Linked DNA regions of Homo sapiens: region 2 is linked to region 1. A link is a loop called in an ENCODE intact Hi-C map of the cell type or tissue named here. Cell type or tissue: B cell. All regions are shown on one strand. Links, peaks and the distances in the headings refer to the core of each region. The heading gives the core; the rest is flanking DNA.

The links. Peaks named below come from ENCODE experiments on the same cell type or tissue, not always from the same donor. Only the 100,000 strongest peaks of a DNase experiment are listed, where the experiment ranks them.
Region 2: a loop joins it to region 1, with 22 times the contacts of the local background. A loop is called at or near these places in 17 of 110 quality-filtered maps.

What each region holds. Positions count from the first base shown.
Region 1 is chr18:58,760,123-58,770,029 of GRCh38, forward strand. All of the region lies in intron 1 of LOC105372146 (a long non-coding RNA gene), which reads right to left. Among named protein-coding and RNA genes, the nearest start is that of LINC01926, 49 kb to the right of the region's middle. RefSeq lists enhancers at 1,861-1,910, 4,032-4,301, 8,650-8,799 and a silencer at 8,420-8,569. In B cell, for the core only: CTCF peaks have their summits at 4,378 (motif pointing left), 4,578, 8,472 (motif pointing right) and 8,671; DNase peaks (open chromatin) are centred at 1,719, 4,339 and 8,499; H3K4me3 peaks cover 492 bases; H3K27me3 peaks cover 2,799 bases.
Region 2 is chr18:58,489,255-58,499,161 of GRCh38, forward strand. It overlaps ALPK2 (alpha kinase 2), which reads right to left. Exons shown (of 13, transcript NM_052947.4): 12 at 8,795-8,843. Among named protein-coding and RNA genes, the nearest start is that of MIR3591, 43 kb to the left of the region's middle. RefSeq lists enhancers at 3,937-4,438, 4,439-4,938 and a silencer at 4,715-4,764. In B cell, for the core only: CTCF peaks have their summits at 4,733 (motif pointing left) and 4,932; a DNase peak (open chromatin) is centred at 4,747; H3K27me3 peaks cover 2,066 bases.

The DNA of each region.
Region 1 (9,907 bases), core at 1,222-9,221:
TTTGCTTTCAGAATTCTTCCTGGGCATTATCTGATCCCCTCAGATCTCACAGATGCCACATGCCCAAAAAACCTTGCTGCCGTTTATTTCTTCCTGAGGTGGAGTCTTCCCTTCAGTGGAAACAGCCCACCGTTGCTGCCACCCCTTCTGCTGGGACACCCTGGGGACTCGATGTCAACACTGCAAATCCCTAGAATTTACTGCAGTTCTTTTTGCTATGGGGAAGAGATGGGGTGAGCAGAAGTGCAAAAAGATGCCTTCTTGCCACCTAGTTTCTAGTCACTGCCTTCCTCTCCCAAATGATGCCTCCACTCATCCACTCTAAAGTCCCAATTCCTCAGCTTTCAGGCAGAGAGCCCACTACTACACCACTGTAAGTTGTGACTGACTAGCCCTCCCAGGAACATTGGAAAATTTTGAGGGAGAGAAAGAAAAAAGGAAGAGAAGGAATGAGACAGAAATCTCTCCTAGAAACAGCCACACATGGCCAGCGCAGTGGCTCACGCCTGTAATCCCAGTACTTTGGGAGGCCAAGATGGGCGGATCACGAGGTCAAGAGAACAAGACAATCCTGGCCAACATGGTGAAACCCCGTCTCTACTAAAATACAAAAAAATTAGCTGGGCATGGTGGCGCGTGCCTGTAGTCCCAGCTACTCTGGAGGCTGAGGCAGGGGAATCACTTGAACCTATGAGGCGGAGGTTGCAGTGAGCCAAGATCGTGCCAGCCTGGTGACAGAGCAAGTCTCCATCACAAAAAATAAATAAATAAAATACAAAAATAAATAGAAAAAGAAACAGCCACACATGGACCAGAAAGTTGAGCCTCTGGTGACTTGACTTCAGGTGCTGCGGCAGGCAGGTGGCCCAGGGAGTAACTGGGGAGTGAAAATGAGAATGCAGCACATGGACCAACTCCTGTTGAGCCTCTTAGCAAAAGCCAGCCCTGTCCAGTAGAGCATTTTCCAACTGTTGCAAAAATTACCCTATGAACACCTCTCTCCCCAGAGTTCAAACTCGCACCTTTGATGATACTGCTTCCTGCTGCCATTGCCTATTCTGATGTCAGAGCAGCCATTCCCATGGAAAATGGAATGGAAAGCTAAATGGAGAGTGAGTAGGGGTTAAGACTTCTCTAAAATACCGCGGCTGCCAGGCAATTTCATTAAGGAGAAACAGAGATGGACAATGTCATAAACATTCTCCAGCCATCAGAAGAAACCACTTCCAGGAAAAGTAAATTTTGTGGTCGTAAACACTCACAGCAAGGGCCAGGCCACAGGCAGCGTGGCACTGGCAGAGAGCAGTGGTTGAGGTGAAAGTCACCCTGGGGCCCAGGTCTCAAACTTACCCTGGCTAGACTGAACCAGAACATTTTTCCGTTTCTTTTCCGTAAATTAATGTTTAAAAGTTCCCCTCCCCACATAATCCCAATCTCACTTTCAAGAGATAATGCTATCTCTTCAGTGTATATTTCTTCCGGTTGTATTATGCATATAAATCTCCAGACCATATGGACACACACACACATATGCACACACACGTATGAGTATTATACACATACATGTGTACAGATATCTTTTATACATGTATACACACAGGTGTACACATATGTGCATATGTGAGATCATGCTGAGCTCACCGTTTTCCAGTTCCTACTTTCACTTCACAATAGCTCTTGGCCATCTTCCACCACAGTGTATTTAGAGTGACTCTATAAATAGAACGATTTCTAATGCACCTTTCAGATTTCAACTCTTTAAATAAATGCGACAAGGGCACATCTCGTGGTCCAAGGTCGTGACTGCTAAGGCCCAGAGAACACAACAAATTTGCTGGCTTCAGCCGTGCTGACCTGCTGGAAGATGGGTACAGGCTCCTAAGTGGATGCTGCCATTTGTGCGCCTCCCAGCCACGCACCCCACCCTCATATACACACTATCCCTTGAGGAACATTTACCTTCCTTCCCGCCCCAGGTGTTTGTGACTTGGTGGGTAGTGGGTGACAGAGATGCACCTGTGTCTTCAGAACACAGGCCACTGAAGGACAGCAGGCCCGGGGCTGGTGGGGGCCTGAGCATGCCCTCCCTCACCAGGCTGACCAGGCTTGCATGCAGTGGGGCAGAGGCAGTGGAACTATCCAGAAAACATGCCCATCCCCCCGCCCAAGCCATCACAATGGGAGCTGAGTACAGGGTCACTAGGACAAAGAGTGAATGGAACCATCTTGAAAACAGCGGTGATGTTTCCTGTCTCCGCTGGCACAGGCCTCCGTGGAGCCCACGTTCTTTTCACAGAGTTCAAGTTGCTCAAAGAAATAAGGAGAGGCCACTTGTGAGCAGTGGTCCTCCAGGTGAAACCCAGAGGGCGTCGGGATGCCCACAGGTTCCTCAGGAAACTCATGCGGGGAGACATGGGGGTGCCAGGGACACGCCTCCACCCCACCATGGCTGCCCATAGCAGGGTCCGTGGCAAAGGGACCAGGTGGCCCATGGGTTAGTGGGAGCAGATGCCCAACCACCTCCTCCAGGCCCCACTGCCCCCTTGGGCCACCACAGAGACCTCCAACTTCTCCATCCTCTCTGTCTCTCCCTCTCTCTCCCCACTTGCTCTCTTCCTCAAGGGCCCTTTCCCTGTCAACTACCACTGGCACCCGGCTGGAGGAACAGGGCAGGTTTGCCTGTTAGTACCTGCGGCAACTCATCCCCCAGCCCCTAACTTTGAGGCGATCCCATTTTCCTCCTGTATTCCCTGAGCTTGACACAGCTGAATGTGGAAGACCCCAGGGCAACAAGAGGCTTGGGAAGGAAGGTCACACTGGAGTCGCGGGGGAAGGGTCACCCAGGCACAGGTACTCAGCATAGACTGCAGATGCTGGCCAGCCAGTCCTACACCCAGCTTACTGCAGAGGCACGACCACACTTCTGCTGCAAGGCTGGGGGAGACTCTGTGGTTTCGGTGAGGAAGAGGACAAGGAGGTGAGCGAGCCAGGAACAGCCCCCGCATGTCTCTTATCACGCCTTCATTCCCCTCTCCCCGCAGCACTGAGCTTCTGTGTTTTCTTTCCCCCAAGACTGTTCTCTCGGCTGCTGGTGGCAAAGGAGAGGGCTGCGGGGGAAGGAGAGAGAAAGGGGGGACCCCAGATGATCCTCCTATTCCCTAAGCTCTCAAAGTCTTCAGATATCTACAGCTTTGCTGCTCTAACCGCTCATTGTGAAAAGAATGAGTCTTATACTTGAATACAACCCTAAAATCAAAAGAATGACATCTAACCCGCTGTTCACCATAAATCTTTTTTTTTTTTAATTTTTGAGACAGAATCTCACTCTATCACCCAGGCTGGAGTGCAGTGGCATGATCTCGGCTCACTCCAACTTCTGCCTCCTGGGTTCAATTGATTCTCCTACCTCAGCTTCCTCAGTAGCTGGGATTAGGGGTGTGCACCACCATGCCCAGCTGATTTTTGCATTTTTAGTAGCAACGGGATTTCACCATGTTGGCCAGGCTGGTCTCAAACTCCTAACCTCAAGTAATCTGTCTACCTTGGCGTCCTAAATTGCTGGGATTACAGGCGTGAGCCACAGCGCCCAGCTCGGCCCATAAATAATTTAAAAGACTGCATTTCTACTGTCTGACTCCATTTCTGTGAAGAGTCCAGGAAAGGCAAATCTCTAGTGATAGGGTAGGCTACCAGGGACTGGGGGCCCGGGAAGGTGGGAGAAACCGGAAGGGACTGCCAATGGGTATGGGGACTCTTTTAGGGTGATAAAAAAATGTTCTAAAATTGATTGTGATGATCAATGATCTACAAATATACTAAATTGGTGAATGTCTGGCATGTGAATTATTTCTCAATAAAGCTGGTTTCTTTTAGAGAAAGTAGTTCAAAATTTCTGAGGCTGTTTGGTTTTTGTTTTTTTAAAAAAGCAAATCATTGGCCCCGGCGTGGTAGCTCACGCCTGTAATCCCAGCACTTTAGGAAGCTGAGGTAGGCAGATCACTTGAGGGTCAGGAGTTCGAGACCAGCCTGGCTAACATGGTGAAACCCCATCTCTACTAAAAATACAAAAATTAGCCAGGTGCAGTGGCACACACCTGTAGTCCCAGCTACTTGGGAGGCTAAAGCAGGAGAACTGCTGGAACCCAGGAGGTGGAGCCACTGCACTCCAGCTATGAGAGGATAAATGCCCACTATTGTAAGGCCCAAGCTAGTGGTAATTTATTAGAACAACCCTAGGAAACTAATGCAGAAAGGCGGAGGGGAACCGCAAGCTCCTTTGTGATCCACCCCTTTGTCTTCCGAAAGGCTTCGTTTAGATTCAGAGCCTTCTGTTGCAGTCTCTTGCTCCCCCTCCTGGCTCAAAGGAAGAACTGTGCCCCCTTCAGTCCCACGGAGATTTGATCTCTCTAATGAAGTGGGAGGAGAGAGGAGTTCGCAAAACTTAGAAATGCTGTTGCAAGAAAAAAAAATTTTTTTTTAGACAGGGTGTCTGTCACCCAGGCTGGAGTGCAGTGGCTTGATCACGGCTCACTGCAGCCTCGACCGCCAGGGCTCAAGTGATTCTCCACTATGCCCCGCTAATTTTGTTTATTTTTTGTAGGGATGGGTCTTGCTATATTGCCCAGGCTGGTCTTAAACTCCTGGGCTCAAGCAATTCTCCCACCTCAGCCTCTCAAAGTGCTGGGATTATAGGTGTAAGCCACCGTGCCTAGCAGAAAAAATAATTTTAATGGTGCATTATTTTCCCATCTTGAGAGAAGAGTGAAGACTTAGCACTTGACCTGAAAGCTTAGCTCCATCCTATGCCCTCATCATTCCTGGTAATTTCAACTCCACGTTGATGACCCACACAATTCTTCTCTTGGCTCTTTGGCTTCCTCATCCACAGAGACTTCTTGTAACCCAACCATACACCACCCAAGAGATATCCTGGACCTTGTCATCACAAAAATTACACTCTTCCAAAATCATGGATTTAAATTTTGTCCTCTCTGATTACAAAGCCCTATCTTTCAGCCCACTTTCTCAAGTGCCCCTTCAATATCACAAGTCACCAGAATCAAGATGCTAACACTTGACCCCTCTTATTTCACTCAAATCTCGACTTATTTTCTTGTCTAACCAGATTCTTTGTTTCGTCTATTCGCTCTCACAAACACCAACTCCCCTGATCCATTCTTTTACTTTCAACTGGCAAAACTCCAACCCCCACCAACTTCCACACACTTCTCTCTACTTAAGCCCCTCATTCTCCTTCTCCTCCTACCCTCCCACTCCTGAGAGCCTTGCTTCACCCGTCACTGAAAAACTGAAGCCATCACAGCGTATTATTAACCCTCTTGCATCGATAGTTTTCTTTCTTCCTGTTACAATGGAGGACTTGTCACTCCTGTCTAACCCCTCCACGTAGACTCTGGGTTGCATCCCCTTTTATTTATTTTCTTTTAGAGACAGGTTCTCACTCTCTAGCCCAGGCTAGAGTACAGTGGTATAATCATAGCTCACTGCAGCCTCAACCTCCTGGGCTCAAGCAATCCTCCCACCTCAGCCTCCCGAGTAGCTGGACTATAAGCACATGTCACCATGCCCAGCTAATTTATTTTTATTTTTGTAGACAGGGTCTTGCTATGTCACCCAGGCTGGTCTCAACCTCCTGGGCTCAAGTGATCCTCCCATCTCAGCCTCCCAAAGTGCTCGGATTACAGGTGTGAGCCACCATGCCCAGCCTCTCCATCTCCTTTTTGTCTTTCCTAAATTTCATTTCTTTGGTTATCTCCCCTCTAATATGATCAATATGCCTCATTTTGACCAATTATTCTCACTGGCACACAGGCATGCTGTCAGAGCCAGCTTCGTGGGCATGAGACCTCTACAGACACACAGCACCCTGTGCCTGGTTTAATATTCTGCCGTCACTGTTTTTAAATTCTTAATAATTTTTTAACAAGGAGCCAGTCCTGCCTGCTCTAGTATCTGCCATTTTCTCTGCTTCCCCTCTCTAAACTGCCAAAACAGAGCCTAGGTGAGCCATCTCTATTTCTACTTGTATCTCTACTTTGTCACTTTTACTAATTCTGTTTTTTTAGACAGAGTCTTATTCTGTCATCCAGGTTGAAGTGCGGTGGCGCAATCACAGTGAGCTCAAGAGATCCTCCCACCTCAGCCTCCCAATTAGCTGGGACCACAAGCATGTGCCACTATGCCTGGCTAATTTTTAAATTTTTGTAGACATGGGGTCTCACTGTGTTGCCCAGGCTGGTCTCCAAATCCTAGAATCAAGGGATCCACCCACCTTGGCCTCCCAAAGTGCTGGGATTACAGGCATCAGAGCCACTGCACCCAGTCCACTTTTACTAACTCTGAAAGTGTTTCAATCCCAACACTTTTCTCCTAAAAACAAAAAACCATCCTCGTCAATGTTTCCATATGGCCTCAATTTGGTGACATTCAAAGAACCTTTTCTGAAGCCATCCCTGAAGACTCTCCTCTTGCAGTTCTCCACTTTATTCTCCAACCTGGCAGCCTGTTGCTTTCATTCCCAGCATTTTTCTCATGCAAAGTTGTATAATTGTGAACGTGTTTTTTGCCTTCTTTCACTCTAAGCTCTGTGGGCAGACATCATGTGTCCTCGTCCCTGACACAGTCCCTGACGCTCAGTGGATGTTTACTGAGTGAATAAATGAGGGAATGGATGTGCAAGAGAGTTCAAGAACTTGAAAAAAGTTCAAGGGATCAGTAATGTATACACTCAGGAAAATTTTTAAAAGCTAGAAAGATCTGATAGTAAAAGGAGAGGCAAAAAAACTGGATAACCTGGAAAGAAAATGAGCAAATAAAAAATCATTTACATTACGATACCTGGAAGGATAGGTGGGCGTTGTCAGAAGGTGGAATACTGAAGTGTAAGATTTCGAAAACACTTCTGCTAGTGTAAGTGCTGGCCAGTTCTGGGGTGGTCATGAGTGGGGGTGGATTGAGTAAATTGGAAGTGAAGGTCACTGGGATTCAGATCGAGGAACTGATCTGAGGTTGCTGGATAGGTTGCTCAAATGGCTATTCAAGTCATCAGATGAACAGGAGAAGTTGAAGTCAAAGGGAAGACGTTGCAGTGAGTACAGTGGCACGTGCCTGTAGTCCCAGCTACTAGGGAGGCTGAGGCAGGAGGATCCCTTGAGGCCAGGAGTTCGAGGCTGCAGTGAGCCATGACCACTCCTGTGAACAGCCACTGCACTCCAGCCTGGGCAACATACTGAGATACCCCACATTTTCAGTGAATAATCTTGACTAACACTTATAAAGTGCCTACTATGTGCCAGATACTATTCTAAGTGCTTTGCATATATTTATATATTCTATATACAAATAATATTAACAACAACCCTATGAAGCATATTACTGTTATCATCCCCAGTTTATAGATGAAAAATTGAGGCAAGAGAGGAAACTCTGGGGCTTGGCGAGGTGGCTCACGCCTGTAATCCCAGCACTGTGAGAGGCCAAGACAGGCAGATCATCTGAGGTCAAGAGTTCAAGACCAGTCTGGCCAACATGGTGAAACCCCATCTCTACTAAAAATACAAAAAAATTAGCCAGGCGTGGTAGTGTGCAGCTGTAATCCCAGCTACTTGGGAGGCTGAGGCAGGAGAACTGCTTGAACCTGGGAGGCGGAGGTTACAACCAGCAGAGATCGCACCACTGTACTCCAGCCTGGGCGACAGAGCAAGACTCCATCTTAAAAAAAAAAAAAAAGAGAGAGAGAGAGAGAGAGGAAACTCGGCCAAGGTCAGACAGCTAGCAAATAGTAGAGCTGGGAAAGGACTCCGGCTGTGTGGCTCCAGAGCGCAAGGCCTCTGGTCTCGACAGGAAGATGACAGACATAAGAGACCATAATGCTGGGGGTTAAAAGGTGGAAGAGAAGCAGGAACCAGATCTGAAGTCCTTTGTATTTCATGCTGAGTTTTGTAATGACCCTCTTGGCAATTGGCAGACTTTGAAGGAGGTCAGGCCAGGGCATGACAGAATCAGATTAATGTTCTGGAAAGATCTGTCTGGCTGCAGAGTCAGACGGGAATGAATGGTCTGGAGGCGGGAGGGCCCTTCAGAGCCTCTTGCAACAAAGAGGGACTGATAGTGGGCAGGCGCCTACACCTCTGCTTTGGAAAGGAAATGGGGCAGGTGGCAATGTCGGAAAAGGAGCCCAGGACGGCACAGCCTGCAGGAGCCGCAGCCGCCCCATGGGGACAGTTCGAGCTCACCCGGTCCCTAGGCAAGAGAGCACAGTCCTGGCCACCTAGCCCAGAGGGCATGATGGGCCCAGCGAGAAACCCTGGGGCCCCCGCGCGGGGACTGCTCGAAGTCCGCCCGGGGGCCTTGGGAGCTGGGTGCACCCCTTAGAGGAGCCCGGCTTCGTGGGCCCCAGCCTGGCCTTGGGTCTCCCTTCGCCTTCTGAGCTCGGGGCCGGCCGGGAGCTGGGTACCCAGCAGAGGGCAGCACAGGCTTGCGTTCGTCCCGGTCTGAGCGCCGTCTGCACCTGCCCGGGGCCCTGCAGCTGCGCAGCGCACGGAGCAGTGGTGCGCTCTCACCCACCCGCGAGCTCCCACGCACATCCAGGTCCTCCCCGTCCAGCTCGTGGCTCAATACAATACCTAGAAGGCCTGGGGGCCCTCAGGAAGACCGAGGGACAGCAGCCAGCGCGGCTGGGATGACAGCCAGACTCGGGCATGCATCAACAGGCCAGGACAAGTGGCCGGCTCCCTCCTCTCCCATGCCCATGCCTGTGATGCTGCCAAAGGGCAGAGAAATATCAAAAAGCTCCACCGAATCTCCTGGGAGGGAGGCCCCTGCCTTGAGAACAGTCAACCAGATACCCATCTGGGGCCCCTGGGGCAGGGGGCAGGGCACGGAAGCAAAAGCGTTTAGATTCTAGCGGAGTTTTGAAAACTACCCACCCAGCAGGGAAAAACAAAAAGGACTGAAATCCTGGCAGGGAGCTTCCCTGACTCTGGCCTCTCCAAACTGGATGTCAAATCATGAATAGAGGTCCCTAGGTCCCTCCTACTCTAGTTTTTTGTTTTTATAATTGCGGCTTTTTTAACTATTATTTTTAATTCTTGTAAAACATAACATTTGCCATGTTAACCATTTTTAAGTATACAGTTCTATTTTGCATTGTTCCCACTCTCGATTTTTACTGGGATTTCTCACGTACAGAATGAGACACTGAGAAACACTATAAGGAAAAGACAGACCTGGAGACTGAGGAAAGTACATTGGGAATTCTAAGGTGGGCGTGAGAGGTTTTGCAGCCGCTGTGCCTTACGAACTTTCCAGGGCACCTCTGTCCTGAGGGCTTCCACTCTGTACATCCGTCATGCCACCCTCCACGCCCTCCCCATACACAGCCCAGACAGAACCCATGGCTCATCTGGGAGTGGTCAGTGAGCACCCCAAAGGGATCCCTGCCCATATTCAGAAACGGGAACAAGGCTATTTGAAAACTTTGCAATGTTATGGCAGAAATAATCTTTGCAGGATGTAAATGAAAAGTTCCAAGCAATTACGACAAATTTTTGAGCAATTAATGCACTGGGTCTTTAGCCTTCAATGAGCTGGAAAGCTGAGCAAGACAGAACTTGAACCCCTAATAATTATAACAGCTAATACTTACAGAGCGCTATGAGCCTGGCACAGTGCTAACCATTTTACTCATTCAGGTCTTTGCAGTGGAAATGCTGCTATTATCCCTGTTTTACAGAGGAGAAAATCAAAGCCCTGAGGGCTAGCTGGCTTGCTCAAGGTCACAGGGGAAGTAAATGGTGGGGCCTGGATTTGGACCCAGGCAGACTGGCTCCAATAACATGGCTTATGATGGCACCCTTGCCTGATGCTGTGCTGGGAGCTGTATAGA
Region 2 (9,907 bases), core at 629-8,628, 270 kb before region 1:
TGAAAATGTTTCAAAGCCGTGCCGTGCCATTTCTCCTGTGGCATGCTGGTTTCCAAAATACGTTCTCATGAGCAACAGTCCCACAAGAGTCTTTGAAATTCTGTGATGTAAATGCTGTGAGAAATGCTATCTGATATCTCTCCTAGGCTTGGTATGGTAGGTAGCTCACGCCTGTAATCCCAGCACTTTGAGAGTCCAGGGTGAGAGGACTGCTTGAACCCAGCAGTTTGAGACTAGCCTGGGCAACATAGTGAGACCCCACCCCTACAAAAAAAAATTAAAAATAGCTGGGTGTGGTGGTGCATGCCTGTAGTTCCAGTTTCTTGGGAGGCTGAGGCAGGAGGATTACATGAGCCCAGGAGTTCGAGGCAGCAGTGAGCCATGATCAGGACTCTACATTCCAGCCTGGACAACAGAGAAAGGCCCTATCTCAAAACAGTCATAATAATAATAATATCTTTCCTTGTCCCTAGGACATTCAAAATACACATCAGCTCTTTAAAGACCATATGAAGTCTCACACTAAAGAAGTCTCCTGGCCGGGCATGGTGGCTTATGTCTGTAATCCCAGCACTTTGGGAGCTGTAATCCCAGCACTTTGGGAGGCCGAGGCTGGTGGATCATGAGGTCAGGATATTGAGACCATCCTGGCCCCGTCTCTACTAAAAATACAAAAATTAGCTGGGTGTGGTACCGTGTGCCTGTAGTCTTAGCTACTCAGGAGGCTGAGGCAGGAGAATCGCTTGAATGAGGTTGCAGTGAGCCAGGATTGTGCCACTGCACTCCACCCTTGGTGACAGAGTGAGAGTCCGTCTCAAAAAAAAAAGAAAGAAAAAAAGAAACTTCCTAAACTTATTCAACCTAGGGTTTCCCAAAATTACTTGACAACAGAAATCTTGTTTCACATAATTACTTTGAAAAGCACTTTTAAAAATTCATGGAGCTTTTGAGGGCGGGGACGTGGTAGTGTAACCAGATCTGTGTTTTCTAGAGAAGTTGTCCCCCTTGAGGATGTCTACAAGGTGACCTTCTCTTGGGGCAGGTAACCTTCAGCAACTTATCTGAACAAATGCCATCTGAGCCACCACTGCCCCTCCCTGGGCCAGTCAGGGGAGCCTCCAGGCAATTCGCCCCTGCTTTCCGCCTGGTCCAGGTGGTGCAGGTCAGATCTTGTCATGGCCAAGCAACTGCTTGGATGGCCCCATCTCCCTCTGAACAAAGTCCAGCCCCTCCCCTTGGTTCCTGGCACTCTCTGCCTTTCTTGCCCAGTGCTATGGCCCCTCCCTCAGGCCTCAGTTGAAGCCACAGTCCCAGCTACCCCCAACAGAAACCAAGCCCTGGCTCTATGTTCCCTCATAGCCTCCCTGGCTGGAGAAAAAAAAAAAAGAATACAAAAAGTTCCCTCTTTCTGCAGAAAAATGTGAGAGGAGGGCAGAGGTGCCCCACCTTCAATGAGTCTGGTCTCTGCGTCTGCTGGCAACATATTCTAGAATCCCTGTACATTTGCACAGTTTCTACTCTCATTGCTTTTGATGGCACCCTCAACCAGGAGGTTCTGTGAGACAGGAGTCCCGAAGAAGAGAGCTCAGAGAAGAGCCCAGGGGAGGGGGAGAAGCACTCATCTACTATGGGTCCGTTTTTGAGGTCGCATGAGTCCCATCCCCATGAATATGCAGGAAGCACACAGTCCATTCGTTAGTATCTGAAATGGAAACGAATTGAAGACAAAGAACCGAGGAGGGGGCGTTGTAGGTAGACACCCACCAGATAAGCAGCCTGAGATTCGCCCACTGTCCTAAGCCCCAGAGCTCTGATCCCCAAAGGGCTGTGCTGGTTTTATCTGCAAATGGGAGTGAAACCACCTTTGCAGAAATTATAACTGAGAAAATTGTGACAGTGAAAGAGATCTGACTGAACTGACTCCGTCTTGCTTCTCACCTCCAAGCTCTCCTTGTTCTTTCCTGGGCAGAGGCCAAACTAACTTGGGGAGGAACTTAGTTTATAGTTTGACTTTGAAACAAAGACGGTAACAGCCCTTTCCCAAAACAAACTCCCTTCTTGCCTGGGAACTAGACTGCCTTTGCAGGACTAACAAATTAGCCAAAAGATTAGAAATTATGGTTTAGGAGTCATGCAGCTGGAGGCTACAAGGTTCTAAACTTCCCCAGTTTCTCCTAGGGATGACATCACAATTGTAAAACCTAAGCCTGGTGCTTGAGATGTTTTTCAGACCCTGCCCTCGATGGATCAACTGGCGCCTCCCAGATCAATAAACTGGCTCATTTAGTCTTGTGGCCCCCACCCAGGAACTGACTCAGCACAAGAGGACAGCTTTGACTCCCTACGATTTCGTCTCCCACCTGACCAATCAGCACTACCCCCACTTCCCGACCCCCAATCCCCAAATTTTCAGGGAGACTGATTTGAGTAGTAATAAAACTTCAGTCTTCCATACAGCTGGCCCTATGTGAATTAAACTCTTTCTCTGTTGCAGTTCCCATCTTGATAAATCGGCCATGTCCTGTCTAGGCATACAGGCAAGGAGAACTTGTGGGGCGGTTACAGGAGCCTCTGCAGGGCCACAGGGCAGGTAATTGAGGTGAGGGAGAAGCGCGTCAGCATTCCCACTAGGTACAGGCTTTTTGAGAATTCACCATTCAGAGGAGCAGCTGGGCTGACGCCCTGGGTGGCAGTGAGGGTGGATAGAGGCAAAGCCACATTTCCAGTGTGCTCCAAGTTGCACAGCGAGGGCTGCAGGGCCTTCCGTATTGACAAACTCTGAATCCTCACGAGGGGTGCTCACCACTCTGGAACATCACTCCGCCGTTAGTCCCTCATTGTTTTCCCACAGGCTCCTTCCCCTCTGCCTTCAAACAGGCAAGGTCTCTTTAGACACACACACACACACAACACACAGAGGCAGACACAAAAAGACACAGACACAGATATACACACAGACACACATGCACACACATACACAGGGACACAGACACAGAAACAAAGACAAAGACACGCACACAGACATATATACGCGCACACACACACGCACACATTCCCCACACCTCCTTTTCTGGCTACCTTCTAGACTTTTCCTTGTCTTTAGTCGACAAACTTGTTTAGTTGCTGGCATCTTGGCAGCACATTCCCTCTCTGATCTGTCATGAGGCTCCCACCTGGTGACACTACATTGGCTTAGACCTTCCTGAAGGCAGTGATAACCTTTTTCTTGTCTATTCTGGTCTTCACCCCATGCTGTCCACTCAGGCTCTGTCACCCCAACCCTCTCAGCCATCCCTGTACCTGCCTCGTGCTTCTGTCTCCTACTGGCCACCAGTCTGTCCTGCAGGGGTGATCTCGAATCTACCAGACTTCTCTAGACGTTCTCTCTGTTCAGATTCATCTCTGAAGCTGGATGACAAGCGATGCAGCACCTGTCCCTGAGTCCTCAGGTCCTGGGGAATGGACTGGGCAGAGGGACAACTAGGGAATAGGGTCAGGAGTGGGAGGAACCCATGGATCCCAATTCCAGACATTTCAACAGAACTGTCCTTTGTAAGACTTCTGGGTAGAGGCCAGGATACTGCTGTGCTAGTCCCTCCATGGAGGGGGCATGTCCTGGCTGGCTCTGTTGGGCCTGGGAGACTCCCCCATACACTGAGAGCACTGCTATAGTAGGGTCTGCCTTGCCAAAAACTGCGAAAATCACCACTGTTCCCTTCAGACTTCCCTCCAGCCTCCAAACTTCCTTAATGGCAAAGACTGGCCACATAAATCAGCCAGCGGGCCAGCCAGCCCTACTACAGAATGGGCTGACCGGATGAAGATGGGATGCAGGTGGCCTTCCAGGACAGATGACCCTGTGGCAGGCGGGGACAGGAGCTATCTGGGGCATAAAATTGCCTTTCTCAAGCTGACAGGCCTGTGAGATTGGTCCGCTGATGCCTGGCATTGGGGACTCAGCTGAAATGTTTGGTGTTCTATAGTGACATGGCCCTGCTATGAGACACTTTAAAGGCATCAGGAATTCTGTTCCAATGTCCCTTTGTTTCCTCTCCTGGCAGACTCATGCATTGCTTTAAATAGTCTGCCTGGAGTCACCACTCATGCACATAAGCCTATTCTCGGGGCGTGTTTCTTCGGATTAGATTGTTTCTTCCCACCTCCAAGTTTGTTTTGGCGCTTCCTCTCCAGGTACGGTGGTGGCTCGGCCTTGTGACTGGGCAAAGCATCCCAGGTGGCTGCCGTCCCCTCCATCTGCTTGTGGGCATTGAAGGCAGAGCCTTTCTTTTGGAACTCAGCTTGGCCGAGTGTGGGAGTCTATTTTGATCTTTTCTCCTGTTCATGGCCAGGACCAGAGCTAGGCACGCAGACCCCAATGGAGCCTGCTTTCTCAAGGCAACTGTCCTCCTGCTACATGAATGAATCATCCAGGCTTCTGTCCAGGGTCTCGGGAATTTGGCTTCCATGTCAGGGACGCTTGACACAAGCCACACATCCTTAAGCCTCGTCGTTCCTTCCTCCGAGGGTAGAAAGATGCAAGGCTGGCTGGCAGCCACTGCGAGGGGTGTCCTTTACGGCTGTCCATATTAATCTTATTTTGGTCTAATGCTTACTGCCAGGGAAGAAATCTGCTAATGGTACTTTTCTTTGTTTTATTTCAATCTGGCAACAGGAAATTGGCTTTTTAGGGGAGACTACAAAGGGCAAAGTATTGGTTCTGGTGCCCTCTGGTGGTTGAACTGCAATCTCGTCGCCTCCCCGGGAACTCCCCGACTGGCTGGAGAGAAGCATGAGTTTGCAGTTCGGCTCCACTGCACGCATGGCTTTAGATCGGTCTGGAGTTGGTTAGGTTACGTTTCCAAATCTCCAGTTATAAAATTAGGCCTTTTTTCCTTGTGTAATTTCCAATTAGAAATTTGTTCAACGGGTTAGTATCTTGGGTCTATCTAGAAAATGGATTACTGGATGTCAAAACAATCTTACTTGCCATACTTTGTAACCTGAAATTTTTGTACTCAACATTTGCCAAAAGATTGAGGTGGCTGAGGCACAGGGGATGTGTTTCCAGACATAATTATATCTCTGGCTCCCAAGAGAAATATGACATACTCCTGTTAAAAGGAACATACAATGAAGTAAAGTTGAATTAAAATGAGTAAGTCATGACAATTCTCTATTTTATTTTATGAGATTAGAGTAATTACTCCTGAAATAGGATCATAGCCTTTGACTTCATTGAACAAGACAGCAAAACAGGTTGCATGACTGGGGTGTCAGCAGCCAAATATATGGTCCTGATTGAGACATATGGGAATTTTTTTTTTTAAATGACACACGGAGCACTGCTTCTTATGGTGGTGCTGTTCCCCCAGCTGAACCCTGCCAGGTACCAGCCCCCCCATAGAACTTGCGACTCTCCCTTTGCATCATGAATGAACTAAGCTCACTCACAGTTGCTTGCTAAGAATCAAGAGAACTTGCTCGATCAACCCTTATTCCTCCATCTTCTCTCCTGCTGTCTGCAGTCTGCGATGCTCGCCTTCCTTTCTTCCCCAGCTCATTTGCCTCCCACCTGGACTTTCCTGTCTGCAGAGTGCCCTTGAACTTGAGCCCTTTCCAAGTCTGTCCTCATGAGTTATCTCCCTTTTGCAGCTTTGACATTCACTGGAGAACTTTTTCAATTGTGCCTCGCCTCCCAGCATTGAGGATCTGCCGTTCACTTTGGGGTGCTGACTTCAAGCAGGAAAGACTTCTTGACTCCTGCCAGCAAGCAGGCTGCCCCATGCCCCATGCCCCATGCCCCATGCCTCCTCACCTGTGAAGTGAGGAGGTCGGGCTTGATCACTGGTTTCCACTCCAGAGGGGTTCCCAGGAGCCTCTAAAGAGGTCTCTCAACCACCTCTTATGCTCTGTTTGGAGAAGTTTTACCTTTTCATCAGTTTTTCAAACTGTGATTGTAAGATATATTTCTTTTGGGAAAAAGACTGTGGCTTAAAAAGGTAACGTTTAAAGAAAAGTTTTTAAAAAACAAAAGACAAGAAGATCTAATATCCCTGCCAAAGCTCTCAAACACTTCAGAATCTCCTCCTCTCCCAGCTCCTGCTCCCTGGCCTCTCCTTGGGTGGGAAGGCAATGAGTAAGTAATACTTTATAGACAGCATTCTGCACTGGGCTCCAGCCGTCAGTGCTTCTAATGGGTCTTGGGCAGCTGTCCCGGGCCAGATAAGTCACATTAAAGCTGAGAACAAAACCAAAGGATTGGATTTCTTTTTAAATCAGGAGGGGAAAAAATGTACCACTTGAAGCTCCCAGTCGGTCTGGGTTCCTGGAAGCTGTTGACTTGAATTTAAAAGATGTCTTCAATAATCATGACCATCTTCATTTTTGAAACTTCTTGGGCAGGTTTCTTCTTTGTTTTGGTAGAGAGTTGTTCTAAATAACAGCACGAAATTTGCCTACTCTGGTGTCAGGCTAAGACATGAGGAGCGAAGGGAAACTAATATTTATCTAGCTCACTTCCAGTTTCAGGGGCTAGGTGTAGATTAACTGGGGGAATACTCAGGGCAAGCCGGAGTGTCCCCATGCTGTACATCACTGACTTTAAGAACTTAGTCACATGCCCACAGTCACACAGCTGGTATGACGAGAAGCCAGGATTCAAACTAGGGCTGGCGGATGCTTGCATCTGCAAGGTTCTGCAGAACACATGGAGCCTGGAAAGGAAGGCTCCGTTTGGAAAATCCTTCTGGGGTCCAGAAGCCTCCATAAATAGGGCACCATATAATTTATCTTCTAAATGGGTACACTTGTTCAGGATCAATGCTAAAGCGTATGGGATGTGAGGACATCAGGCATAAAATGGTACCATCATGGGGAAACTGCAATAGACGTTCATCCCCCTCATCAGGTAGGCTAGGCAAATTCCTACGATGCCAAGAAGCGAGGCTACTATCAGGAGAAATGGAAGCAGCAGCATCAGGGTATGAACTGGGTCTCGCTCTAAATCCCTCGTTCCTTCCTCCCCACTACATCATAATCCCTCCTAATGCGCTGTCTTCACAAGCCCAAGAACATACCCAATTCCCTGAAGTGTATGCCAGCCAGGTCTCTGGTGAGCACAGGGGAGAAGCCTGGAGACAGTTCCAACATAAAACTTCATCATCACTGAGCCATCCCAGGGAAAAGGTCCAAACCGCATTCTGGTTCTAAAACCCAACTGGAAGCTTTGTGCAATCGGCGAGAACTTCATGAATCAGACTTACTGACCTGGAGGTTAAAAGAAAGAGCGATCCCCTTCCTACTTTTTCAGATTCCTCTACTTCTCTCTGTCCTTTATTGAAGCTGAAAATTAGCATATTTGTTGGATCGTGGCTGACACTGATGGTCTGAAGTAACCAGAAAGCTCCCACGGATAAGTTGTTCTCAGCCTTGGGAAAGGAAGCTGGATTCATCCCACCACTTTATTTTCTGTGTTTCTGATGCTTTGACATCTTGTGCCTTACTGGCCCTGGAGAGACTTTACTCCTCTCAGGGCTGCCATATTCCTAGAGAGAGTAAATGATCACCTTCCAGAGAGCCTTTCATATATATGCAAACCAACCAATCCAGAGCCACACCCCTAATACCCCCTCTGTGGTCTCTCATACTGGGGCCACTGTCCACCTGCCCTAATCACCCCAGTGCAGGTACCAGACACTAGGGCCAGCCCTATGTCCCAGAGACTGCTGGAAAATGTCAAATTAGCCAATCCTAGGACTGTTTATCCTCCCTCACCTATTCCTTCCCGAATAAACCATAATATTCTTGCCTGCATTTTCCCCTCACTTCCTCTGCCTCCCAACTGGCCCTGCTGCTTCTTAGATGGCCCCTGGTGGCCTGGTGCCCCCTCTTGGCAGCTGCAAGTAACAAACTAGCTTTTCAATGGCAACTATCTCCTGATCTGTTGACCTTACGATACCTCATACTAATAAAACCTACATTTTGAAATAGAAGCCATCCCCTCCAAAAGTCATGAGCTCTCTTTTCCTCCCCCTTACAGATGGTCTTAGTACGTAGGAAGAGCAGGAGTGGGCAAAGGCGATGGTGGTTCCAACACAGAATTGCATCTTCACCAAGAACAACAAATGGCTGGCTTTCTCCTCAGTGGCAGTCAAGTAAAGAAGTGGGAAGGGGCAGCTTGTTAAAAAGATGCCCCAGTAAAATGTGATCATAGCATCATCTGTGTGTGCCTCACACTAAGCAAAGCACCACTCTGTATTAGAAAAATAAAGCCATCATCAAAAACAGGTAACTAATCACAGCTCTGCCAGAGACATTGCCTCCTATGATTATCATCATGGGGGTCTGTGAGCTGCCTAAAATACTTTTTGGAGAAAAATTAATTTAAAATATACAAATTGAATTCACTGCATTCAATTGCAAAAAAAATTTTTTTTCAAAGAAGCTTTTAATAGTGAAGATATTAAATGTAAAAGAACGGAATATTCCCAGTTAAAAGGCATCCAAGTAATGCCAGCATTTTCTCCCCGTGGTACTCCTATTGGTTATTAATCTTGAAATGTGTTTGCAAGAGTTCTCATTTGTTTCAAAGTTAAGAAACAAATGTGCTCCCCTGTGAGAACAAAGTCCATAAATATTTTATGTAAGTGAGAGAAATGAATTCATTCCAAGAACATTCGTCATCCACAGTTAGGACAAGAAATTCACTTTGCCCACCTCAGCCTGACAGTGTCTGCCTGGAAGGTGTCTGTAAGCCCAGTGTTAATTGATGCACACTCCATTTTTTCCTACTCACCCTTTAGCCAGCGTTGCTATGCCAACGTCAGTTAGCTTCATTCCTACACCTACAGGAAGAGAAAGCAAAGATGGGAGTTTGTGTTACTCAGGGCCCCTCAGGAAGTTGGGCCATCTAGCCCCAGGGAAGGGGTAATGACAGCTCATCCTCCTTCTCCTTCCTGCATAAACACTCGAGGCCTCTTTCATATACGCATCCAGCTTTAGGCAGGGACCATGGGGAAGGTGGCAGTTAGGGGGAATCAAGTCTCATGTGAGCAGACAACCCAAGCCCTCTCGGCTCTGGAAATGAAGTCCTCTGCCTGCCTGGCCCACCCACCCCATGACAAGGAGGGAGCTGGCCACTCTGTGAGAAAATCTGAGGCCTGATGCTTGTCCCGTAAGCAATCTCCCCAGAAATACGGTGACTTTGGCTTAGGTCTGGCTCCCCGTTCTTCAATGAAAGTGGAAACCCTTACATGATGGAAAGAAAAGTAGGCACGGCCTGGGATAGTCAATGCCAATAGCAAGAGGGTTTGATATGGTTTGGCCATGTCCCCACCCAAATCTCATCTTGAATGTAGCTCCCATAATTCCCATGTGTGGTGAGAGGGACCCAGTGGGAGATAATTGAATCATGGGGGCAGTTTCCCCCATACTGTTCTCATGGTAGTGAATAAGTCTCAGGAGATTTGATGATTTCATAAGGGGCTTCTCCTTTTCCCTTGGCTCTCATTCTGTCTGTGGCCTGCTGCCATGTAAGACGTGCCTTCCGCCTTCCACCATGATTGTGAGGCCTCCCCAGCCACATGGGACTATGAGTCCATTAGCCTCTTTTTCTTTGTAAATTACCCAGTCTTGGGTATGTCTTTATCGGCAGTGTGAAAATGGACTAACACAGGGCTCAAGGGGCATGTGTTTAGTTCAAAGCCAAACTTCAGACATATGATTTCTCATTTCCATAAAGATCGTTTTTCAATTCAGGACTGAAGGTTTTCTGGGTGGTCAGTGTTAGACCCCGGGAAACAATCCTGAGTTCTATGTAGACACTGAACCAATGGCCTGGCGAAGCAGACATTTGGAACACGTGGTCCTTGGACTCATCCTAACTGCTACCCACTAAACCATGGTGGGG